Linked DNA regions of Mus musculus: regions 2 and 3 are each linked to region 1. A link is a loop called in an ENCODE intact Hi-C map of the cell type or tissue named here. Cell type or tissue: left cerebral cortex. All regions are shown on one strand. Each heading gives the region's core, and the rest is flanking DNA. Links, peaks and the distances in the headings are about the cores only.

Region 1 (4,592 bases), core at 1,098-3,597:
GGGGCTAGGCGCACCACCAAGGGGCTGTGTTTCCAAAACTGGTTCCTTCTGCGGGCTCATATGAGCTCATGCCAGCCGGAGGAGGGCTGGGCTGGCCTTGCTGGCCCCTGGGGACCATTTTCAGAGTTCTTGGCTCCCAAGAGGCAGGCCAAACTCAACCTGGGGCAGATGGCTGGTGGGCGACGCCTGCATGCTGAAGATGTTTGGCTTCTCAAAGAAGGCTGCTTCTCCTCCAGACAGGCAGGCAGCCCAAAACTCACGTTTCTCTCCTGGGTCCTCACAGCAGGCAACTTCCTCCAGAGGGCTCTTTGTGAGGGAGGAGCTGGTCTTCTGGGACAAAAGCTCTTGCAAGCTGCCTGGATCTGTAATTTTTGTGGTCTTTTATGGCGGGGGAAAGAATAGTAAAAGCCTGCCCAGGCTTTGTCCCAGGAAAAGCTGGGAATTTGGAGACAGAGACTTCTCTGACAGGCACTCCTCACCCCTGGGGTTCCACTGGCTGCTTCTACCTGGGTCTTGGTGGGTGAGACCTGTGCTTGCTCTGAATTGGGAACAATTGAGCGGCAAGTGACTGATTGTGTCATGTTGCCTCAGGCGAGGAATGAGGCTGCTCAGAGAACTAGCTGGGATGGCTGGGGATGTGACTGTTGGTAGTGCCTGGCATGCACAAAGTCTCCATTTAATCCCTATGGTTCTTAAACCAGGCATGGTGGCATGGTGGCATGGTGGCCTGTTATCCCAGCACTGGGGAGGTAGAAGTGGGGAGTAGTCAGAAGTTCTCTTTGGCTACCTATCAAGTTCTTGTGAGCCTGGGGTACAGGAGATTTTGTTTTAATAAATCAATCACCAGCCGGATATATATCAGCAGTGGTTTGGGAGAGAGGAGCCAGGAGAGATTGCAGTAGTGCGGTTAGTGAGCTTAGAGGCTTCCCTGAGGAAGCAACACTTGAAACAAAGAGAGTTGGTCGAGGTCAGAGCTGGGATGACAGGAGGAATGGTGGACTCCAGAAATGAGCAATGAGGTGGGGCTGCTGGAGTTTAGGATCCCAGGGGACTGTGGCTGGTTTTAGACACCAGCTGTATATGTGGTGGTCTCCGGCATGGGGGAGCCTCAGTTGTAACAATTACTGCATGAGTAACTAGCCACTGTCTTAGTTACTATTCTGTTGTTGGGACAGCGCACCATGACCAAGGCAATTTATAAAAGGAAACATTTAATTGGGCTTATGGTTTCAGAAGACTGGAGTCCATGCCGGTGAAGCAAAGACATGGCAGCAAGAACAGCTGAGAGCTCACATCTGGATCTGAAAGCAGGAGGGAACACGGAGAATGGTACCAGTCTTTGAAACCTGAAAGCCCTTCCACAATGACACACCTCCTCCAACAAGACCACACCTCCTCGTCCTTCCCAGACAGTTCCACCAACCGGAACCAAGTATTCAAACATATGAGCCCGTGGGAGCCATTCTCGTTCAAACACTACAGTCACCCATTCCTTTTCGGGGTGGGGTGGGGGTGTTAAGGGCAGAGATGAAGGTTCATGTCCTTGATCACTGGCTCCAGGGAGTTGTGCATGCCTGCATTTCTACAACTGCCCAGAGGAGAGGCTTGGCTCTATTCTACAGATAAGGAAACTTGAGACTCAGCTTGGTGACTGAGTCCATGTGTAAATAGCCTGCTAGGGTAGGCAGCTCCCCACAGCCTCCAGGCCTGGCCTCTCCCCAGCACAGGGTGACCAGGTACCGCTAGGCTGCTCCCAACAGAACCCCAGGAGTAAACCTTAGCACCCCTTCCCTTCCAGACACTGTTTTTCCCTCCCCGTTTCTGTGAGCACACAGGCTGGTATTTCCATCTTGCAGCAGATGGAGGTGGGGGTGGCCCTGGGCACTGGGATGGAACCGGCCCTGCTGCCAGGCTGGCGGCCCAGCAGATGCTCCTCAGCCCGGAGGCGGGGGAGGCACCGCCCACCTCCCCGCTCCCTCCTCTGAGGCAGTTTGGAGCGGGATGGTTTTCCTAGCACGTAAATGTCATTTCCTTCGCGCCTTCCTTTTTTATCCTTGAGATGGAATCGGCTGCTATCTCCAAATGCACATGCTGGCTTCATCCCACAAACGCCACCACAGGCAGCTCCTCCATGAGGTTCCACGGCAGAGGACCCGTGAGACCTCACAGCATCTGCGCGGAGCACTGAAGGCTGAGCCCACATTGCCACCGCAGGTGTCTCCTGGGTCCTGCATGGGTGGGTGCTTTGGTGGCTCTGCGTGGGAAATCCCATTCTGGGCACAAACTCAAGCTTCCCCAGCTGAGCTCGGTTTAGGAGACGAGTCAGAAAGGGACTCTTGGCATGGTGGATGGGTCTTGAGGTTTCTGCCTAGCCCCTCTTGAAGATAAGACCTCAGGGCCCTGGAGGTACTTACTGATGGTGGTTGCCCCGCCTAAACCGAGTCTCTTAGGTGGAGAGTGATCCTGGCCAATCAGCGTATTCTATTCTATAATCAGGTGGGTGATTCCAATGTAAGAAAAGCCAAGATACCGCTCAGTGGGTAGGGCGCTTGCCTGGCTGTCATGAAATCCTGGGCGCTATCTTCAGCATGTGCGTGCAGCGCTTGTGGAGACCAGAAGAGGGCGCCAATGTCAGTGAAGGGATGAGGGGGTCGCAGAAGAACATGGGGTGGGGAGCTAGAGATGAGCGCTCTTGAAAGGAGAACTGAGTCACCTAGGCAATAATGACATCCTGAAGGTGGAGAGCTAGACCACAAAGTTCAAAATCTGCCTGGGGACCTGGCGAACTGACTTCATCTTTCCCCAGACTAGCGGCTGCTGCTTCGCCCTCCTGTAATGATCTGCATGGAGGGGTCTGGAAGCCCGACTGGGGTGGTAAGTAAATGAAGGAGAGCTGGGGTCAGGGGGGCTGTGCGCACTCTGACGGAACCACACCAACCACAGCAACCTGCAAACTGGAACCTCAGAGTGTACAGCGGTGGAGTCACCTAAACTTGCAGGAGAGGTCTCTGTAGATGGGTCGTCTGGGGATACAACGTCCCAGAGGAGGAAGCTGCAATGTCTAGGTTTTTTTTCTTTTTTTCTTTTTTCTTTCCCCCTATACTGGTTGTGGTGGTTTGAATATGCTTGGCCCATAGGGAGTGGCACTGTTAGGAGGTGTGGCCTTGTTGGAGGAAGTGTGTCGCCGTGGAGGTGGGCTTCGAGGTCTCTTCCTATGCTCAGATTCCACCCATTGTGGAAGAGAACTTCCTCCTAGCTGCCCGAGGACCGCAATCTCTCCTGGTTGCCTTTGAATCAAGATGCAGAACTCTCAGCTCCTTCTCCAGCACCATGTCTGCCTGGATGCTGCCATGCTTCCTGCTATGATGATAATAGACTAAACCTCTGAATCTGTAAGCCAGCTCCAATGAAACGTTTGCCTTCATAAGAGTTGCTGTGGTCATGGTGTCTATTCACAATAGCTGAACTCTAAGACTCTTTAATATTCATAAACACTGATTCTAGGACCAAGGGAGAGCTTGGCTTTTCCCAAGCCTGACCCAGGGGTGCCAGTGTCCCACTGGACACAAGGCCTTGGTTGGTGGCATGGCCTTGCCTGTGTCAACAATGCATAGTCACTCAGGGCTACATTGGCTCCCATACCTTCCCTCCTCCCCTTCCTCTGTCCTCCTCCCCTACCTCTGTCCTCCTCCCCTTTCTTTCCCCCTCCCTTCTTCCCCTTTCTCCTCCCCTTCCTCCTCTCCTCCCTCCTCCTCCCGTTTTTTTCTCCCCTCTTTTTTTTTAAAAAATATTTATTTATTTATTTATTTATTTATTATATGTAAGCACACTGTAGCTGTCTTCAGACACACCAGAAGAGGGCATCAGATTTTTGTTATGGATGGTTGTGAGCCACCATGTGGTTACTGGGATTTGAACTTAGGACCTTTGGAAGAACAGTCGGCACTCTTAACCACTGAGCCATCTCACCAGCCCCCTCCTCCCCTCTTTCTTCCCCTTCCTTTTCCCTACCCCTTTTCCTTCCCTTTCTCATCCTCTCTCTGTTCCCTTTCCTCCTTCCCTTTCTTCTCTCTCGCTCCTCCCCTTCCTCCTCTTCTCCCTCCTGAAGTTGGGTTACAGTTGTGACAACCTTTCTCGGGGCAACAGGAAGCTGGGACAGCTGCCTCACCAGCTCTCTGTCCCCCACCCCCACCCAGCCTGGTCCCTGTGCTCTGGGGCCCCACTGCAGGCACACGGCGTGGTCAATGCTGTGGGAACATGTGTGTCACTGCGAGTGGGCTTTGAGGTTTCAAAGATCATTCCAGGTCTATTTCCTTCCCCACCCTGTGTATACATATACATATACTTCATATACATAGACACATACATATACGTGTACACACATGAACATGTGCCATGGAACACATGTGATGGTCAGAGGACAACTTGCAGGAGTCAGTTTTCTTCATCACGTGGATCCTGGAGACTGAACTTGGGTCCAGTGGGAAGCATCTTTACCACCGAGTCATCTCACCAGGCACCACCCCAACCCCTTTTCTCTTTAAAGGGCTCAGCCTCAGGTGTTTTATTATAGCAATGAAAAAATGCTTCCC
Region 2 (2,500 bases), core at 1-2,500, 110 kb before region 1:
AATAAAATAATAAAAACAATTTAGTTCACACTTAATGTACATATTTATGGAGTAAAGTATAGTATTTCAGTAATGTAAAGAATTTGTTAGGATCAAGTCAGGATGAGTAAGCCTCACCTTAGTATAAATCATATTTCCTGTTGAGTTTAAAATCCTGTTCTGTTTTTCTACCTAGTTGGAAACATAAAGAATTGCTAAACGTGGTGACCCACTGAGCTGGGAGGCAGCTCTCCTACCTACACGTGTGTGCATTGGTATCGCTCGGTCACACAGAATTCGTTTTCTCCTGAGGCATAGCGTAGCCCAGGCTCTCCTTGAACCTATAATCCTCCTGCCTCAGTTTCCCAAACTCTGGGATAGCAGGTGTGTGTCATTCATGTCCTGCCATTTTCAGCCTCAGAAAAAGCTCCACACTGTCCTGTCATCGCTCCGGATTCCAAGTTCCAGTTTGTCAACTGAGAACAGGAAGGGCTCTTCAGCCATTCATGCCCACCCCAATTCATTCATGAGACTTTTTTTTTTTTTTAACTTTTCTCTGCGCTCAGCTCTCGGCTGTCAGAAGTGCCTTTGAAGTTTCCCTTGCTTGCAGATCCACGCCCACTCACTCTCTACCTCCGGATCATCTCCACATGGAAACTGAGAAAAGCCGTCGCCTACACCCTAGGGCTCTTGGCTCCGTGGAGTCTCACTCTGTGGAATGAGTGGGGAGCTACTGTCCCCAGAGTCCACGGGGGCAGTGACTTCACATTGCCATGGAGATGCTGACTGTCTTGAAATACATACCACCCGCCACCCACTCTTGAGGCTACGGCTTTCCGAGTTAAAAGGGCCTGGCTAGGACTCAGAGGTCTGTGGTCCACCAGGCCCTTGGGCTCCTCATCCCTTGAAAGCTGTTTTAATTGTCTCTGACATAACAGTTTCACAGATTCAGTTTTTGTCTAACTTTGATGGATGGAAAAGCTCACTGTAAACCCCCAAGTGCCAAGCAGATGGCAGACTTTCTTCTTGGTGTGTGCAGAAGACGACCCAAATGCAGAGAGTGGTGCTGTGGGGAATCAGGAAGAGCCCAGGCACTAAGAACTACACAGCTTCCTGGAATAAACCCTTGCATTAAGGCCAACATCTACCCTGGCTGCCTCTGTGATTTAAGAACCTGCCAAAAGCCAATGTGGTGGCTCACAGCTGTACTCTTGGTTGGTACTCCTGGAGCTGAGGCAGGAAAGTTGCCACAGGTTTGAAGCTAGCCTGGGCTACATCTTGAGTTCCATTCTAACCTGGGCTAAAGTATAAGCCTTTGTCTGAACCCTTCCCTCAACCAATCAGTAACTTGCTCAATCATCACCAGCTACTCTCTCTCTCACTCGGACCCAGCTCCTGCCCACCCACTGGGCTTCCTGGGTTCACAGCAGCTCTGCCTCTGGCTGTCTCTGGGATCCCATGTCAGCAGCTAGCCTGCCATGTCTACTCCTAAGCACTTCGCATAAAGCTGGTGCTTGGTAAATGGTAGCTATTGCTCCGTGTATAGCGTGTGTCAAATGCCTTGGCAGTAGCAGGTCTTGCACAGACATCCTCACAATGGCACATGGCCCCAGCCCTGCCACCAGGCCCCATGAGCAAGCTCTTTCAGGCTCCTGCAGCTCATTCCTTCACCCACCTCAACCATTTAGCATTCTCCCTGTGTCCTGCTTCCACCAAACAAAACCACACCCCTCAGCAAGGCCCCAGGGGAGCACATTCTTAATACAGCCATTTTACAGATGGGAGGCTCAAAGTGTGCTTGGAGTCCCAAAGCCACATGGAAGGAGAGGGAGGACTTGACTCTGGAGCCATGTTTTAGAAACAAAACAAAGGAGTTACAGAGACGAAGTTGGGAGCAGAGACTGAAGGAATGACCATCCAGAGACTGCCCCACCTGGGGATCCATCCCATAAACAGCCACCAAACCCAGACACTATTGCAGATGCCAACAAGAGCTTGCTGACAGGAGCCTGATATAGCTGTCTCCTGAGAGGCTCTGCCAGTGCCTGACAAATACACAAGTGTATGCTCACAGTCATCCATTAGATGGAGCACAGGGTCCCCAATGAAGGAGCTAGAGAAAGTACCCGAGGAGCTGAAGGGGTTTGCAGCCCCCTAGGAGGAACAACAATATGAACTAACCAGTAAACCCAGAGCTCCCTGGGACTAAACCACCAATCAAAGAAAACACATGGAGGGACTCGTGGCTCTAGTTGCATATGTAGCAGAGGATGGCCTAGTTGGTCATCAATGGGAGGAGAGGCCCTTGGTCCTGTGAAGGCTTTATGCCCCATTATAGGGGACTGCCAGGGCCAGGAAGCAGGGTTGAGGAGCAGGAGGAGGGGGGAGAAGATAGGGGATTTTCGGAGGGAAAACTAGGAAAGGAGATAACATTTGAAATGTAAATAAAGAAAATATCTAATAAATTAAAAAAGAAAGCATCAATATTCATAAGGGAAAAAAAGAAACAACAAAACAAAAC
Region 3 (2,500 bases), core at 1-2,500, 60 kb before region 1:
TTCCTTCTTGGTGACATAGAAATAAGAGGTTTCTGAAAGATATAAGTGAGTTCCTGGCACACACAGGTAAGTCTCCATAAATATCAGCCACCCAGTGTAAACACACACACTTCCTGCCCTGTCAGAAACAAGGAGTGAAGGTCTGGATACTGACATGCAATCCATTGCTCTTCCCTCGGCTGGGCCAACCAAGTCTTCTCTTCCTATTGGTGCTAACGGAGAGGGCAGTTAGGATCAGTGGTCAGCGTTGCACATTGACCTAGCCCTCAAAAGCCACCTGGGAATACGGCTAGGGGAATGGCTCCCCTAGCACTTGCTGCTCTTACAAAGGATCCAGGTTCCAGTCTCAGTACCCACATGGCTCACAACCACCTGTAACTCCAGTTCTTAGAGGATCTGATGCCCACTTCAGGCCTCCAAGGGTACCGGGAGCACACAGTGCACATATGGGTATAACATCCATCCACATAAGTAAAATTAAACATAATTTTTAAAAAGCCACGCAGGAAGAGGTCAGGTGGAATCAGAGCTGGGAACGGCGCTCACAGAAGGGCTCCAGCTTATGTGAATGAGAAGGAAGTCCTGTCACTGCTGCAGGATCCTGTCACTGGGCCTACACTGTGACTCTGGGGTCCCATCAATGTTGGAGACAGTTCCAGAAACGTCAGTTCTTGCTGCTGTTCGGTGCCACCTTCCCTGCTTGTCCAATGTGTCCCTGCCAGGAGCTGTCCTTTCTCTCCCACCCCTCCTTGAGTAAGCACTGCCCAGCTTGGGCTTGTTTTCAACTCCCTGCTGTACCCTTGGTGAGTCCCAAATTGTCAGGTGCGCTCAGGGAGGAAGGAGCCCACGATCTGCCAGTCTGGCTGGCTTGGATCTGGCATCCACCCGTGCCCCACACTTGAGAGGGCTGTTTCTATTTTGCTTTGTAATTCTTGGGGAGGATCTGGCTTGCAGGAAGCAATCTGTTAATTGATGCTGTCAGAGGAGCCAGATGGCTCGTGGGTGGCGGGTATTGCAGATGCAGAGACAGGCCCACCTGAGAGAGTAGGGTGTTTACAAAGTGCCACCTGTGAGCACCAACTCAGCTGCCTCTCAACTTCCATAGCACCACTGTGAGCCAGGTGTTCTGTTTCCAAGAAAACAAGGGGCTTGTTCTCTAAGAGTAGGCTGTTGAAACCCCTTCCTTGTTGTGACATTTATTAAGTATAAAACCTCCAGGCTGTGACAAACAGACCCAAGGAAAGCAGCTTCGGACAAGCAGAGGTCATTTCTCCTGTAGGAAAGAGTCCAAAGGGAGGCAGTGCAGGGCTGGTTGTGTAATCCTGCTTTGCGATGTGCCCTAGGGATCCAGGGCTTTCCCAACCTATCATTGTATTCTACATGGCTTCCATTTTCCAAGGTCGCTGTCTTAGTTAGGCTTCTTTTGCTGTGATGAAGACTGTGACCAAAGCAACATGGAGAAGCAAAGGCTTATTTCAGCCTACACTTCCAGGTCACTCTCCATCACTGAGAAAAGTCAGGGCAGGAGCTCAAGGCAGGAATCTGGAGGCAGGAGCTGATGCAGAGGCCGTGGAGGGGTGCTGCTTACTGGCTTGCTCCTCGTGGCTTGCTTAGTTTGCTTTCTTTTATATCCCAGGGCCACCTGCCCAGGGCTGGCCCCACCCACAGAGAGCTGGGCCCTCCCACATCCATCATTAATTAAAACAACAACAACAACAAAAATGCCTACACAGACCTCCTACAGTCCAATCTAATGTGGCAATTCCTCAATTGAGGTGTTTTTCTTTCCAGGTGACTCGAGCTTATGTCACGCTGACAAGCAACCAGGACAGTCACTGCTTTACCCAAAAGGACTGTTGCAGCTCCTGCCGTCATAGCTGCATTTCAGTTCTGGCATCCACCTGTGCCCCACAAGTTACTCACACGTTTACTGACATCCTAGTTGGTCAGCACGTAGTCATATGGTCACTGCTAGCTGCAAGGGAAGCTGATACACGCAGCCTTTATTTCTAACAGTCAGGATGTAAAATCTACACACTCTCTTATTAAGAAAGAGTCAGTGGTGGGGAGCCAGCAGGTTGGTTGGGAAAGCAGGGCAGAATGGAATCGACTATGTTCGTATTCCAGCCTTTCCCTGGTCTCCACTTCTCCCCTCTGAAGTGAGGGCCATGACAGGTCCTCACAGTGTGTAGAGATCCTCTGATTTGTTGTATCGGTAGACATCTAAACATCTCAAAATGTGTGCACAGCCAACGTCCTGCAGAGAGTCACCTTAGGCCCTGACAGCATGGGTGCTAAGTGTGCAAGAAAACTGCAGCCATTTGTCCCCAGTCCCACTCACCAGGGCTCGGCAGCTTGGGCTTCACAGCTTCTCCGGACTATCAGACAGTAGAATCTTGTGTGAGGTCTCCAGTGCTCCTCACAGTAGCCTGTGATGTTGTGAAGCCTGGCAGGAACACAGGAATTCTAGGGTGTAATGTGGGTATGACCCATGCACAAG

What was found. Peaks named below come from ENCODE experiments on the same cell type or tissue, not always from the same donor. Only the 100,000 strongest peaks of a DNase experiment are listed, where the experiment ranks them.
Region 2: a loop joins it to region 1, with 8 times the contacts of the local background. A loop is called at or near these places in 6 of 42 quality-filtered maps.
Region 3: a loop joins it to region 1, with 3 times the contacts of the local background. A loop is called at or near these places in 2 of 42 quality-filtered maps.

What each region holds. Positions count from the first base shown.
Region 1 is chr2:168,439,091-168,443,682 of GRCm38, forward strand. It overlaps Gm33413 (a long non-coding RNA gene), which reads left to right and starts at 429. Exons shown (of 4, transcript XR_867021.1): 1 at 429-516; 2 at 1,234-2,214; 3 at 2,451-2,496; 4 at 2,807-3,315. In left cerebral cortex, for the core only: a CTCF peak has its summit at 2,614 (motif pointing right); a DNase peak (open chromatin) is centred at 2,007; H3K27ac peaks cover 1,232 bases.
Region 2 is chr2:168,329,876-168,332,375 of GRCm38, forward strand. All of the region lies in intron 1 of Gm33262 (a long non-coding RNA gene), which reads left to right. Among named protein-coding and RNA genes, the nearest start is that of Gm22704, 4.6 kb to the right of the region's middle. In left cerebral cortex, for the core only: a CTCF peak has its summit at 980; DNase peaks (open chromatin) are centred at 640 and 956; H3K27ac peaks cover 435 bases.
Region 3 is chr2:168,379,843-168,382,342 of GRCm38, forward strand. All of the region lies in intron 1 of Gm33262 (a long non-coding RNA gene), which reads left to right. Among named protein-coding and RNA genes, the nearest start is that of Gm39992, 22 kb to the right of the region's middle. In left cerebral cortex, for the core only: no CTCF peak of the experiment used is centred there; a DNase peak (open chromatin) is centred at 968.